Regions from separate parts of the Homo sapiens genome. Here region 2 is linked to region 1. Evidence: chromatin contacts called from ENCODE Hi-C or POLR2A ChIA-PET data. All regions are on one chromosome and are shown on one strand. Each heading gives the region's core, a stretch centred on a gene start or an enhancer-like site at or near the end of the contact. The rest is flanking DNA. Distances are from core to core; before and after follow the strand shown.

Region 1 (6,809 bases), core at 2,796-5,295:
ACAAGCTGAGCAAGGAGCTGACTTGGTCTGATCCATGAAGGGAGAGGGTCTTGTAGCAGAAACGCCTCTGCAGAGCTGTCCTTTGAAACGAGAGGAGAGGCCTCCTATCATCCCTCTGTCAGTTGATGACACAGTGTGTGTGTTTGTCAGGGGGTGGGGGGCTCTGGATTAAGGGGCTTTTGTCAGCCAAGGGCAATTCTTCCTATTCGAGGGCCCCACACTCACAACAGCTGGAAGAAGGTGCGACAGTTCTGGAAAGGGGGTCTGGGTAGGCACAACAGCATTTAGATACGAGGCAATATGGAATGCAATCATCAGCAAGTAACTAAAGCTCCTCCTGCTTGGATCTCTGGGAGGCGGAGTAGAAGGCACCTCTAAGAGTCACTCTGTGCAGGGGTGTGTTTGTGTGTGTGTAGCGGGGGGTGCTTACATTGCAATTCCCGTCAGTGTTTGGTGTCGCATTTCTCCACGTGTTAATTATTGGCACCTTTAGCTAGTGGGCAGAGTGAGCTCTGAAGGTCGAGAAAAGTCCCCAGGTAAAGATGTGGCGGGCACTGGAGGCTGGGCAGGCGTGCAGTTGGAGGGGTCAGGCTGGAGGTGGGTGGGGCCAAACAGCCTCTGCCACAACTTTTTTTTTTTTTTTTTTTTTTGGAGACGGAGTTTCACTCTTGTTGCCCAGGCTGGAGTGCAATGGCTCTATCTCAGCTCACCGCAACCTCCGCCTTCTAGGTTCAAACGATTCTTCTGTCTCAGCCTCCCTAGTAGCTGGGGTTACAGGCATGCATCACCATGCCCGGCTAATTTTGTATTTTTAGTAGAGACAGGGTTTCTCCATTTTGGTCAGGCTGGTCTTGAACTCCTGACCTTGTGATCCGCCCGCCTCGCCCTCCCAAAGTGCTGAGATTACAGGCGTGAGCCACTGTGCCCGGACTTTTAACTGAAGACACAAAAGCATCCGAGATGGAGCAGCCAGAGGTGGGAGGAAAATCAGAAGAACGGAGCCGTGGGGGGTCATTTCTGCAGACTCACAGGGCGATCCGTTTCACCTTCTCGGGGCATCCCACCCCATTGTGTCTGAGCACTTTATCGCGCCAGCCTGGCCAGCCGCGGCTCTGAGAAGCCCAAGAGGGGTGCCTGCTGAGCCACTCACAGCAGGTCCAACCTCAGCCTGGCGCTGCCAAGGCACATTCGCGGTCGGCGACAGAGGGGCTGGAAATCTTCCTTAGAAAATAATGAGCTGAGGAACCTTTATTCATTAGTTAAATCCCGGGTAATCCTGGCTGATGAAGACAGATTCGGAACCCTCAACGGATTTAGGGACCCAAAACGACTCCTGGGGGCCGCCCGGGGCGGGAACGTTCGCGGGAGCTGCGCCTCTGGCAATAGATTTGCAGGTGGTATCCGGTAGGGGGAAGCTGGAAGGAGCCCATTCTTTTGGCCGCCAGGACGCGGAGGCTTCCCCTAAACGCGGCCCGTAGGTTTGGCAACTGCGAGGGCACCCCGGGGACACGAGGATTGTGGGTGGATCGTGGGCTAGCTTTTTATCTCTTGCAGACGTCTCCTAAACGGCAAGAAGCGCTTCCCTGGTCTTGGCTGACGCTGAGTGAAGCGCCCGTATAACTTGACGCTGGGCTCTGGGTGGATCCCCACCACATAGGGCGCGCAAGTGGATACCAGAGCCCCGGCAACAGCGGGGACACAGATGAGCGCAGCGTCGGGTGGGGGGCGTTTCTCACTGTAGGAGGCTATGAAAATGTCCTCCCGCGCTGGGCTCCTGCCACCGCCACGCTGCGAAACACAAGGTGACCCAGGACACAACTCGCCCACCGCTGGGGTCCTGCAGGCCCCTCCCTGGCATTGGGGTCCCGGGATGCATTAGGAACGCCCCAGTCCAGGAATTGCAAGACCCCTTAGAAGTTCGTTCCTTCTGCATCTCTGAGTCCCCTTAGAGCTCCAATACGGGCTCCTTGATTGAGTCTCCTGCTCTGTGTCGCCCTCGCCACGTCTCTGTGTCCGATGTGACTGGGTTAATAAGTCCCAGTTGCTCTCACCTGCAAAATGAGTTTAAGACGATCCTTCCCGAGGCGCCGCGGTCACTATAGAGAGTGTCTGAGGCTGGGCTCCTACCGCCTGGCCTTTTGGTGTCTTTGGATCACTGGCTATCTACTCGGGGTCTGTCACTCCCGTGATCGCCTACCTTCCAGGGAGACCTAGGGGAGGGAGACCCCAAGACCTGTCCCAGGTGAGGCCACTTGGTCGGCACCCGGGGCTGCAGGCACGGCGCCCGCGTCCGCCCTCGCCCCTTAGGCTTTCCATTCGCGGGCGACCCCGGTCGGGCCACCTTAGAATCGACTACCCTGCCTGCCTGACTGGTCTCGGGCTACAAACTGTGTGGAAGCGTAGGTATCTCACTTAACTGCTACCCCAAATTCGGATTTACAAACGACTACGCAGTCCCGAATGCCCAACGCCTTCCCTAAACCCAGAGATAAATCTGGGGGAAAATTCCTCGCGGAGCGGAAAACAACGCCAGCGTCTAAAGCGTTCTGCCCCGAGCTGGAGTGGTTCAAAAGACAATGATCTCAAAAGAAAGTGATTGTTTTGGTAATCCCGGGAACAGCTTGCAAGGGGGAGATTTGGGTCTTCCTTTAGTAACGGAAAGTCAATGCGCAGCCTCCTGTAATTATCCTTATCGGAAGCCCCTTGTTTAATCTGCATGTTTAGCGGAGGCCCCACTCGAACGCGCAGCGAGTGGGAGACCCACTTTGCAGGGCCCAGGCTCGGGCTCCGGTCCCTGCGTGCGCGCAGGCAGCCGCGCCGGGTTCCCGCGGAGCTCAGGCGTTTGCTCCTCCCTCGCTGCGGGACCTCGGACTGTAGGACCCTCAGGGAGTGGGACTGAGGAGATCTGCTTCCGGGGTTCTGGGATTGGGAAGCGGGGGACGCAGGGCTCCGAGCGATGAGGGCTGGTTGGGTTCAAAGCGCGAACCAGTAGTTACTTACCCACGTGCTTGGGGCCAACTTTAGCGAATATCAGAGTTTCACTGATTATTCAAAGAATCAGGCTTTCTTTGAATAATCGTGAAATTGGACAATAAATTGTAAGCCCCGATGAAAAGGTGTGCTTTCCAGTAGACAGACTCTATTTTATTTCAATTTACCTCCCTCCACTCCTCCCCAATTTAGGGTTGCTGGATAAAATACTGATACATACTCCTACAAAAAAAAAAAGCCCTCCTTTTTTATCTGAAATCACATTTCACTGAGCCGACAGTGTTTTGTTGGTTAAACCTGGTACCCTGCCCGTCTCAGCCCCGGGCAGTCCACTCCTCTCTCTGCTTCTCTCCCTTTCCCCAGCTCTTGTGAGTCTGCCACCCCCTACAGTTCAGCCCGTGGAGTGTTGGGGATGGACCTGGGGGTGGATTTGGATGGAGGTAGAATGACCATGGATTAAAGGGATGGAGGTAGGATGACCATGGATTAAATACACGGTTTTCATTCCTTTCCCCTTGGGGATTTTCAGAGAAGGCCTTCTTACAGGAAGGCCTTCGTGGCACCGGCGGCGGAGGTGGAGGGCTGGCTGGGGACATATATGGGGTAGCCATCGGGGTGTGGTTGGGAATGGGGTCCTAGGTCTTAATAGGCAGTTGGGTCGCATCAAAGAAGCTTCAGGGCAGCTGGGAGTGGGGCCTCCACCCAGAGAGTCTGGAAGGAAGGAGAAGGCCACGCCAGGATGTAGAACTTGCGACTTTTCGAGGGACAGGCAGACAGCGGAGTCACTGTCCCTTACCTTCTTTCCTCCCCTCCCTCCTAGAATGGGGGTGGGGTGGGGTGGGGTGGGCTGGACAGAAGAGAGGAGGAGAAGGAGGTGACTGAGGGGACTGCAGCTGGGTGGGCGGTAACCGAGGGGAGGGGAACTGGTGGCGTCCCCATCTCGCGGGGTCCGGAACGGCGACGCGCCCGCGCCCAGCTGATTGGAGCCCTTCAGGCCTCCCGCGCCCGACCGGCAGCCCAATCCTATAAAGCTTCCTCTAAGCTGGGCCCTCCGCAAACGGGATCCAGAGAGGCTCGCGCCTTGCTTGCTAAGGAACCATGACCGGCCGGGACTCGCTTTCCGACGGGCGCACTAGCAGCAGGGCGCTGGTGCCTGGCGGTTCCCCTAGGGGCTCGCGCCCCCGGGGCTTCGCCATCACGGACCTGCTGGGCTTGGAGGCCGAGCTGCCGGCGCCCGCTGGCCCAGGACAGGGATCTGGCTGCGAGGGTCCGGCAGTCGCGCCGTGCCCGGGCCCGGGGCTTGACGGCTCCAGCCTGGCGCGTGGGGCCCTACCGCTGGGACTCGGCCTCCTCTGTGGCTTCGGCACGCAGCCGCCGGCGGCCGCTCGAGCACCCTGCCTGCTCCTAGCGGACGTGCCGTTCCTGCCGCCCAGGGGCCCCGAGCCCGCTGCCCCGCTGGCTCCCAGCCGTCCGCCGCCTGCGCTCGGCCGCCAGAAGCGCAGCGACAGCGTCTCCACGTCCGGTAATCAGGCCCGCGCTTTCCGCTCCTGCCCCTGTCCCCTAGGCTCTGAGCCGCGCAGGGGTCACAGACCATCGCCCCACCGCACCCCTGGCCCCAGCGGCCCAGATCTAGGCGGGGAGCCCAGAGCGAGGCCCCGTCGCGGGAGGGGCATTCGCGGAGCTGCGCCGCCTGCCCCTTGCTGCATCCTAAATCCCTGCCTCTCATCCGGGGTCCTGTTCCCTCAGCGATGTGAGACCGCCACCACCTGGTTCCGGGTGGAACCTTTTGATGAGACCCTGGGGTCTTCAACAACCATCTCCAGAGGGCCATTTTTCCCCCCAGCGCCAGGCGCCAGTCTCCGCCTCTGGCAGCTGCGTGGGTCGGGAAGGCCCGGGCCTGTGGTGGTCACCAGCAGCACCGAACAAGGTACCAGGTGGAAACGCGGGCGGAAATGATCGAATGATTGACGGGTCCTGGAAGAGTACGGGGCCTCGAGCCCTGGAACTGTCCGCCCCTTGGGGTGCTGAAAAGGGAGTCCCGGGTACCGCGCTCCTCTGCCGGCGCAGCGTCCTCCCAGTCCCCTGTGCAGGAGAAAGAAGCAACCTTGGGGATTCATTGTAGTTACGCCTAGAGATGTGTTCCTGGCCTACCCATTTCCCCAAAGAAATCCAGACGGGTCGCGGGGAAAGAGAAGGAAGCAATGAAATTCTATAAAGGACAAGGGCTAAGGAAACGAGTGGTTTTGGGTGTGGGAGAGAAAAGAAAGAATTACACAAGAAAGGATGGTATGTGGTAGAATCTAGAGCTGAGCATCCAGGCAGCCAAGGCAAAAAGAGTAGACTGGGTCTTCTGATACTAAAAGGAAGCATGTCAGATCAATAGGCAGGCAGGTTTTTGCTCCACTCTAAAAGGACTTTATTTCATGAGCTCTACGTAAGATAAAATGAAACTCCCTATTAGTGTCACTAAAAATGCAAAACTGTTTTCATGGGATGGGTTCTTTCTTACAAAACCAAAGGCAGCTAAATCCAACTCTGCCAGCATTTCTGAAAGTCTGGAGCAGAGCTGTCCAAGAAAAATGAAATGTGATTTCATGTTTGACGGAAATTTCTCACAGTCACATTAAAAGTGAAATGAATCTAAATACTATATTTTAACCCAACAATGATAGCAAATATTATCATTTTACACATAATCAATACAAAAATATTTTACTTTTTAGGAGCACTAAGTCTTCTAACTCCATTAAGTGATTTATGTTTACAGCATGTCTTGATCTTACTGGCCACATTTCATGTGCTTAATAACCTTATGTGTCTCATGTCTCATCAGGTTGGACAGCCCAATACAGAATGTTTTAATCCAAGCCAGGTTTCTGGTGAACTAATTGATGGATGAGTAAAACTAGTATTATTTAGTTATTTTTGCCTTTATTCATTTTAAAGATATTTTGAGGCAATTATGCCTTCTAGCAATGAATCTCACAATAGTTTGGCCTTCTAACCTTCTTTTCCATCTAGACTTTTTGATGTATTGGATATAAAAAGGTAAAGCACAGTGGAGTGGTTCTCAAATTTTCAAGGGCAACTACACATCATCTGAGCACACTTGTCAAGAATGAGCCTCCTAGATCCCACCTCCAGAGATTCTGATTTGGTGCATCAGGGAAGGGTTGCAGTTCTGACGAGGGTTCTGATGTCACAAGCCCCAGACTTCCTTTGGGAAATGTTGGTGTAGAGGTTAAGATGATGAGGCTGGGGGCATAGGGGTGGATGTGTTTGGAAGCAGTGTGGGGATAGAAAGTGCAATCAGTGGCTGAGTAGTTTTGGCTTCAGATAATCTGGGATTTGAATTCTCAACTTCACCATTTACTACCTGTGTGATTTTGGGCAAATTACTTAACCATTCGGTGCCTCAGTTTCCTCATCTGTAAAAATAGGATGATAATAATAGCAGCAGCCATTTTGGTGTTTTATTATTATATTAAGAATACTTGAGATAATGTATGGACAGTGTTAAGCACAGAGCCTGGGATCTAGTAGGCACTAAAAATGCTGGCTCATACTGTAAACTACTTAAGTACCCAAGAGGTTCATAACTTCAATCCTCACATTAAAATCCAGGAAATAGAGGGGATATGATCACCCTTAAAGTCCTCTTCTTCTTTCTGTGCCATCAGATGAGGACAGCCAGTCTGAAGACAGGAATGACCTAAAGGCATCCCCCACCTTGGGCAAGAGGAAGAAGCGGCGGCACAGGTATAGGGCCAGGCAGTCCCCTCTGCCTGCCTTTCCTCGGGACACAGCCCAAGGTTTAT
Region 2 (6,228 bases), core at 1-2,500, 140 kb before region 1:
GGGTTCCCACGGTCCACAGACCCATGCTCCAACCCTTCGATCTCATTTCCTCCTGGTGTCCCCCACCAAGCCACACCACCTCCTCCTCGTTCATTAAACACAGCAGCTGACAGAGGGCCCCGGTGTGTGCTGCTTGTGCGGCCTGGGGTGCTGCTGCTTCAGATCTGCGCAGTTTCTTGAAACCTCCTCCTGTCTTAGATCCCATGTTACCCCACGAGGCCGTCCTTGGCTGTCCTAGTTACAGCTGCGATCGCCCTCTCAGATCCCCGCCCCGTGTTATTTCTCTTGGAAGGCTTTCCCGATGAGCTTCACTGTCTGGCTCCTCCTGTGGGACACAGCTGTGCAGTCCTGCTGTGCCTGATGCGGCCCCCCGGTACACGCACCAGTGGGTGATTGACTTGGAAGGACCTGAACGGTTCGCGAAGGCATGCACCCCTCATGCCGAGTGCCCAGTCTGGGAATGGCGTTTGAACATTTCTCTCAGAAGAAACTGCAAGGGTGCAGAGCACTAGAGCCTGCCCAGGGCCAGCGGGCTCCATAGCCTCGAGCAGGATGGGTGGAAGCAGACCCTCCCTCTATTCCCGCCCAGCACAGCACAGAGTGCCTGGGCTCCCAGTCCCAGCCCTGCATCTCAGCCCCAAGCTGGTCCAGTCCTTCCTCCCTGCAGGCCTGTTAGGAAATCAGCCCTCAGGAGGAAGCTTCTGGTGACAGTCAGGGGAATGTTGAACAGAGGCAGAGGGAAGGAGCTGGCTCTCAGCACAGACACAGGCCCCTGCAGCCAAACCACCTTCACTTCCAGGGCAGGTACAGGCTCTTCAAAGAGAGGTCAGGAGCCTCCCGTGGAACGTCCCATGGGATGTGGGAAAGGCAAGGGGGAGAGGAGGCCACCACTCTCACCCGCAGAAACCAACAGGCAGCAACCCTCCCCGTACCTGCTTTCTGCCCTGAAACCCTGTACGTGACTTCTGCGTGTTCCCACTCTCCTTTGAAACTGGGAGACAAGCAAGGGCTGACCAACTCCTTTCCATCCTTAGCTGAAACAGAGATTAAAAAGGAAAGAGAAAGGAAGGTATATCACCGCCATGGACTAGGGCTGAGCTAGGAGTCGCGGAGGCCCTGGCTTGACACAGGATGGGGGAAGCTGAGTGGCTTCCAGGTCCACTGGGAAGGCAACACCTCCCTGGGAAGTGGCAGCAAAGCCTCGTTGGCCAGGAAGCACACCGCTACCAGGACCATGCCCAGCTCACGGCCCTGGGCACGCCGGGTGCCAGGCACTGGGCCAAGGGCTGTTCAGTGAAGTGTGACGACAGTCCTTTTAGGAGGGGAGCCATCATTACCCAGTTTTATAGGTGACTGAGGCTGTGAGTAGCTGGTAGGTTGGTGGCAGGGCCAGAACAAGTGCCACCAGGTGCCACCATGCCTTGAATGGAATCTGCTGCTCCAATACACACAAGCTGGGGGCTCAAAACCAGCAAAGGAAGCGTATTGGTCCCAGGGCTGGCCCCAGTATCACCTTTCGAGGATGGCAGGCTGCTGTCCCACCGAAAGGTGCTGGTCCCATCCCTGGACTCTGGCCTGGACCTGCTTTCCTTGATGGAATGGGCAGGAAATGGTGGCATCAGGGTAGCCTTCCTTTTTTGAAGCCACCACAAAAGTGTCCCAGGCTGCTCTGCTGGGGCGAGGCCATGTGGAAGAGCGCCCAGGTCTAGACAGCCGCCCAGCGACAGGCACGTGCACAGACCCTCAGGACCCCAGCGGGGGATTTAGACAGCTGCCACAGCCACAGGCATGTGCACAGACCCCCAGGACCCCAGCAGGGAGTCTAGACAGCTGCCCCAGCCATATGCACCTGCACAGACCCCCAGAACCCCAGCAGGGGGCGTCTAGACAGCTGCCACAGCCACATGCACCTGCACAGAACCCCAGGACCCCAGCGGGAGGGTCTAGACAGCTGCCACAGCCACATGCAGCTGCACAGATCCCCAGGACCCCAGCGGAGGTGCTGCCCAGATGAGCCTGTGTGGTCTGCTGTGAGATTCCAGCCGCGACTGCTGTTTGCTGTTCTTTCACTCTACTTGGGGGGTCTGTTACGCAATAACCGGTAACAAAACAGAGACTCATTCTCCTGGGTCCTCACAGCCCCCAAATGTCTAAAACAGGCACTTTGTACAGCCTGACGAGGAGACCATGAGACCTTCTTGCTGCTCTGCTGGGTGTGAGAGGACTCAGGGTCTGAGCCACGACTCCCTGGGAACCACAAAGGGCAAAGAGGTACCTGCCTTTTCTCATTGGCTAAATAATAGGTGTTTTTTGGCCCCAGAATAAGGGCTGCAGCTGTTTCTGAGACATAGACATGGTTTTTGTTTGCAACAAAAGGAATACCATTATGAAGATAAACACCAGGATTTGAAAGAAAGAACTGAAGTAGGGCATGCACAGGAGAATGAAAATTCCAGTTGAACATCCTACCCTGTCAGATACCAGGCCCTCGGAAGAAGTGGGCAGGGGTGCTGGGCCAATGGGGCGCTGGGGGCTGAGGTAAGGGCATTTGGCTGGAGCACACGTAGGTGCTGGTGAGCGCCTCATACACACATCAGACACTAAGGCCTTGGGAAGGCCTCTGTGGCCTGGCCAGTTCCATCAGGGAAGAGAGGCACCACCAGCCTCAGGGCCGTGCCCCAGCCCCTGAAGCAGACCATGGCAATCCTGAGATCTCCTAAGAGTCCATGCCCGCTGTGATGCCCATTATAAGGAGCAGAGGCCCTGGCCCTGATGCAGGCTGTGTCCCCAGGTCAACTCCATGTCTCAGGAAGGGCCAAGCCCACATTTCATGACCCTTCGCAGAGCAAGGGAGGAGGGATGTTCTTGCAAGGCTGGAATCATGAGCGAGAGAGAAAACCTTTCCCTGACGGCAAGAACCCAGCACCCCCCACAGCCCTCCTGTGCTGTCTGTACAAGGTTCTGTCTTCACATCCCTAAAGCCAGCTCCCAATGTAGGGGATGAGTGTGCAGTTCCCTGGTTCCCTCAGTTTCAGCTCAGTGCTTCAGAAGGGATTTCATCAGCATCTTTTAAAAAATAACTTGGGGCTGGGTGTCATGGCTCATGCCTGTAATCCCAGCACTTTGGAAGGCCAAGGCAGGCAATCATTTGAAGGTAGGATTTCGAGACCATACTGGCCAACATGGTGAAACCCCGTCTCTACTAAAAACACAAAAATTAGCTGGGCGTGGTGGTACACATCTGTAGTCCCAGCTACTGGGGAGGCGGAGGTATGAAAATTGCTGGAACCCGGCAGGCAGAGGCTGCAGTGAGCTGGGATCATGCTAGTGCACTCCAGCCTGGGTGACAGAGCAAGTGAGACACTGTCTCAAAATAAAGAAAGAAATACCTTGGAAGGTGGACAGGTACAACACCACCCTGGGTTCCTGCCCCATCAGGGTGCCACCAACAAGATCTGCAGCACACCCCTCCACTCGCATGCCCTGGCCTGGCTGGGTGCCCAGCATGCAGCGGGACAGCAGTGGGGTGGGAGGGGCAGAGGGACCTCTCCTGCAGGGCCAAGCTGGTGCCCTCCCGAGGGGCTCCTCGTTCCCACTGAGAATGGAGGGCAGAGGCTGTGAAAGTGGGCCCGGGGCAACATGTCCACTCACCAGGCTGCCCCTCCACGCCGCCCAGGATCGCCAGGCGTGCCGACATCAGCCCGAGCCCGAGGTAGCTGTGGGAATGACACCTCAGTGAGGGCAGCTGCCATGGCAGGTACAGGTCATGGCAGGCTCACCTCTGAGACCCAGCCCGAGTGGGGAAGGGGGAGCTTGCAGCAAGGCAGTTAGTGAGCTTCTCTGCTCCTTCTAAAAGCCTGTTTCTGTAGAGTTGAGGAAACTTAGCTAATTAATTCAACACACGAGGGCCTATCATATGGCAGGAGCTCATCCAGGAGCTGCAGACACTGTGGTGAGTGGGACCGACTCGACACCAGTCTGGGATGCTCCTGCTTTATAACAAGAATCGACTGAAGACTGCACGTGGCAATAGGTGGCCCGGAACACTCCTGTGTGGCCCATGGTCCCTCCCACTTCTCAAACCTTCTCCAAAGTAGAGCAGAATAAGCACACATGGAGGAATGTGCACAAGGAGGAATGTGCGTATACTGTAGACACATTAAAGGATGAAGGAGAAGGACAGAGGAGGCGGGAGGAGGAGGAGGAGAGAGAGGTCTGGGTGAATGTGCGTATACTGTAGACACATTAAAGGATGAAGGAGGAGGACAGAGGAGGTGGGAGGAGGAGGAGGAGAGAGAGGTCTGGGTTAATGTGTGTATACTGTAGACACATTAAAGGATGAAGGAGGAGGACAGAGGAGGCGGGAGGAGGAGGAGGAGAGAGAGGTCTGGGTTAATGTGCGTATACTATAGATAAAGGATGAAGGAGAAGGACCAGAGGAGGTGGGAGGAGGAGGAGGAGAGAGAGGTCTGGGTGAATGTGCGTATACTGTAGACACATTAAAGGATGAAGGAGGAGGGCAGAGGAGGCGGGAGAAGGAGGAGGAGGAGAGAGAGGTCTGGGTGGATTCCCAGCACAGGGATTCCCAGATCTGCCATCCATGACCTCAAGAGGGCCATGCGAGGCCCTGGGAGCTGCATACCCACCCCATGGCGCCTCCCCACGCCTGTTCCCGAAAGCAGACCTGTAGGAATAGAGCTTGTAGGTCCTGTTAAACATCCGCAGTGCCGTCAGGTAGCCGGGTGGGGAGGCCTGCAGGGTGCCCTGGAGAAGAACGAGGGTAACTATGTTTCCTGCTGGTCTTTCTAGAAAATTCTCCTCCACCCACTGAATTCATTTGAAAGAAAGGGGATGGTCAGGTGCAGCCAATTAAATGAGCTGTTCACTAGGTCGCTGGCTGCGAGACAGGAGCAGGCAATAAGGAGCCAATATCCCAGTGAAGAACGGTGCTTCGTTCCCACAGGCAACCTCTCCCATGCTGACAAACACGGCCCAGACATGACGACGATCATATCAGTACCTATGAGCCCACCCTTCCATGGAAAACTACCCATAACAGGAGGATGAGTGGGTGAGGAGGGAACTGTTTTTAAAGCAGCAGGTGCCTCAATGGGAAGTGTTTTCATCTCCTTTAGGATATTTATCTTGAAAAGGCTGGAAGCTTCCTCCCAACCTATGAACTGGACAAAATCTTTCTGCTCTTGTTCCTTTCGGAACCCTGAAGGGGAGAGAGGCAGCACTTCATATCCTCTGGCCCAAACGTTTCCAGTTATTCCCTAATTTATCACCCCTCTAAAGACCAAATTTCTGTTTTTGGCTTTTTTCCTGGTGGAATTAAAACTCCAAGCCAGAAGCATCATCTGTGAGTGAGTCCAGCTCTCAGAAGAGGAAATGACCGCAGGGGTCCAGAGACCTGGCCAACCCCACCCCCCACCCCACCCCGCAGCACCTCAGCAGGCCCCACCCTGCACCCCCATGGCGGTGTGGCCTCGGGGTGGAAAGAGCGCTGTGGTCGGCAGGGCTTGTTACCTCCACGCGTGGCAGGAAGGCGATCTGAGTGGATCCTCCGCCCAAGTCCAGCATGCCCACGCTGCTCCCTCCTGGAGTTTTCAAGCTGCCTGGAGCACAGCAAGCAAAAACAGCACAGGGGCATTAGTAAGATCGCGAGAACAGCAGAAAAGCCAGGGTGAAAGCCAGGCCCTCAGGGGAAAGAAAAGACAGAGAAGTAGCTCAGCTATTGACAAATCTCCATTTAAGGGTACACTATATATCTAAGGGACAAGAGTAATGGCTCCACCAGCTGTGGTTTAATTTGGATCCTGATGGGACAGCATGAACCTTCAGGGGAGATACTGAAACTGCCGTATCAGCTGGGAGGGAGGCCGCTGGCTTAGCTCCCAGGAAGAGCTGGGCCCTGCTCTGATCAGCCCATCTCCACTCCCCAGAGCATCTCAGGCGGAGGCTCCCAACCCATCTCCTAACATTTCTATCCCCCAAAGTGGCAAATGGGCAAACCTGACAGGAAACTTCTTTCCTTTTTTGTCTGTACATCAGAAACACTGCTCTTTCCCATAATTCCAGCAAAGGGACAAAAAATCCACATGCACTAAGAAAAATGACTCCTTGTCACTTGTTTCTAAAAACAGATGTTTCTGTTCCCTGTTCCACCTACAGCAGAGGAATCCAATTAGAAGGTGAATAGCATTCACATCACATTCAATATTGGAA

What was found. A loop is a pair of places that touch in the nucleus more often than their neighbours do. ChIA-PET counts read pairs that join two places held with the same protein, here RNA polymerase II (POLR2A). Pooled maps may share reads with other maps.
Region 2: a loop to region 1 is called in a pooled map, with 2.5 times the contacts of the local background. The contact joins the enhancer-like site here to the promoter of VSX1 in region 1. A Hi-C loop is called at or near these places in 1 of 168 maps with a recorded cell type or tissue (PC-9) and 7 of 50 pooled maps. POLR2A ChIA-PET finds 5 or more read pairs at or near these places in 3 of 52 experiments (PC-3, Panc1 and activated T-cell).

What each region holds. Positions count from the first base shown.
Region 1 is chr20:25,079,377-25,086,185 of GRCh38, reverse strand. VSX1 (visual system homeobox 1) reads left to right here and starts at 4,045. Exons shown (of 5, transcript NM_014588.6): 1 at 4,045-4,513; 2 at 6,672-6,750. The coding sequence starts at 4,090. RefSeq lists enhancers at 1,553-2,158, 2,159-2,763, 3,527-4,056.
Region 2 is chr20:25,216,038-25,222,265 of GRCh38, reverse strand. It overlaps ENTPD6 (ectonucleoside triphosphate diphosphohydrolase 6), which reads right to left. Exons shown (of 15, transcript NM_001247.5): 8 at 5,530-5,618; 9 at 4,685-4,764; 10 at 3,652-3,716; 11 at 933-1,034. Among named protein-coding and RNA genes, the nearest start is that of ENTPD6, 23 kb to the right of the region's middle. RefSeq lists an enhancer at 1-697. Within about 2 kb of position 1,250, at least 10 of the 41 ENCODE cell types and tissues checked have a DNase peak (open chromatin) inside an H3K27ac peak, as active enhancers do.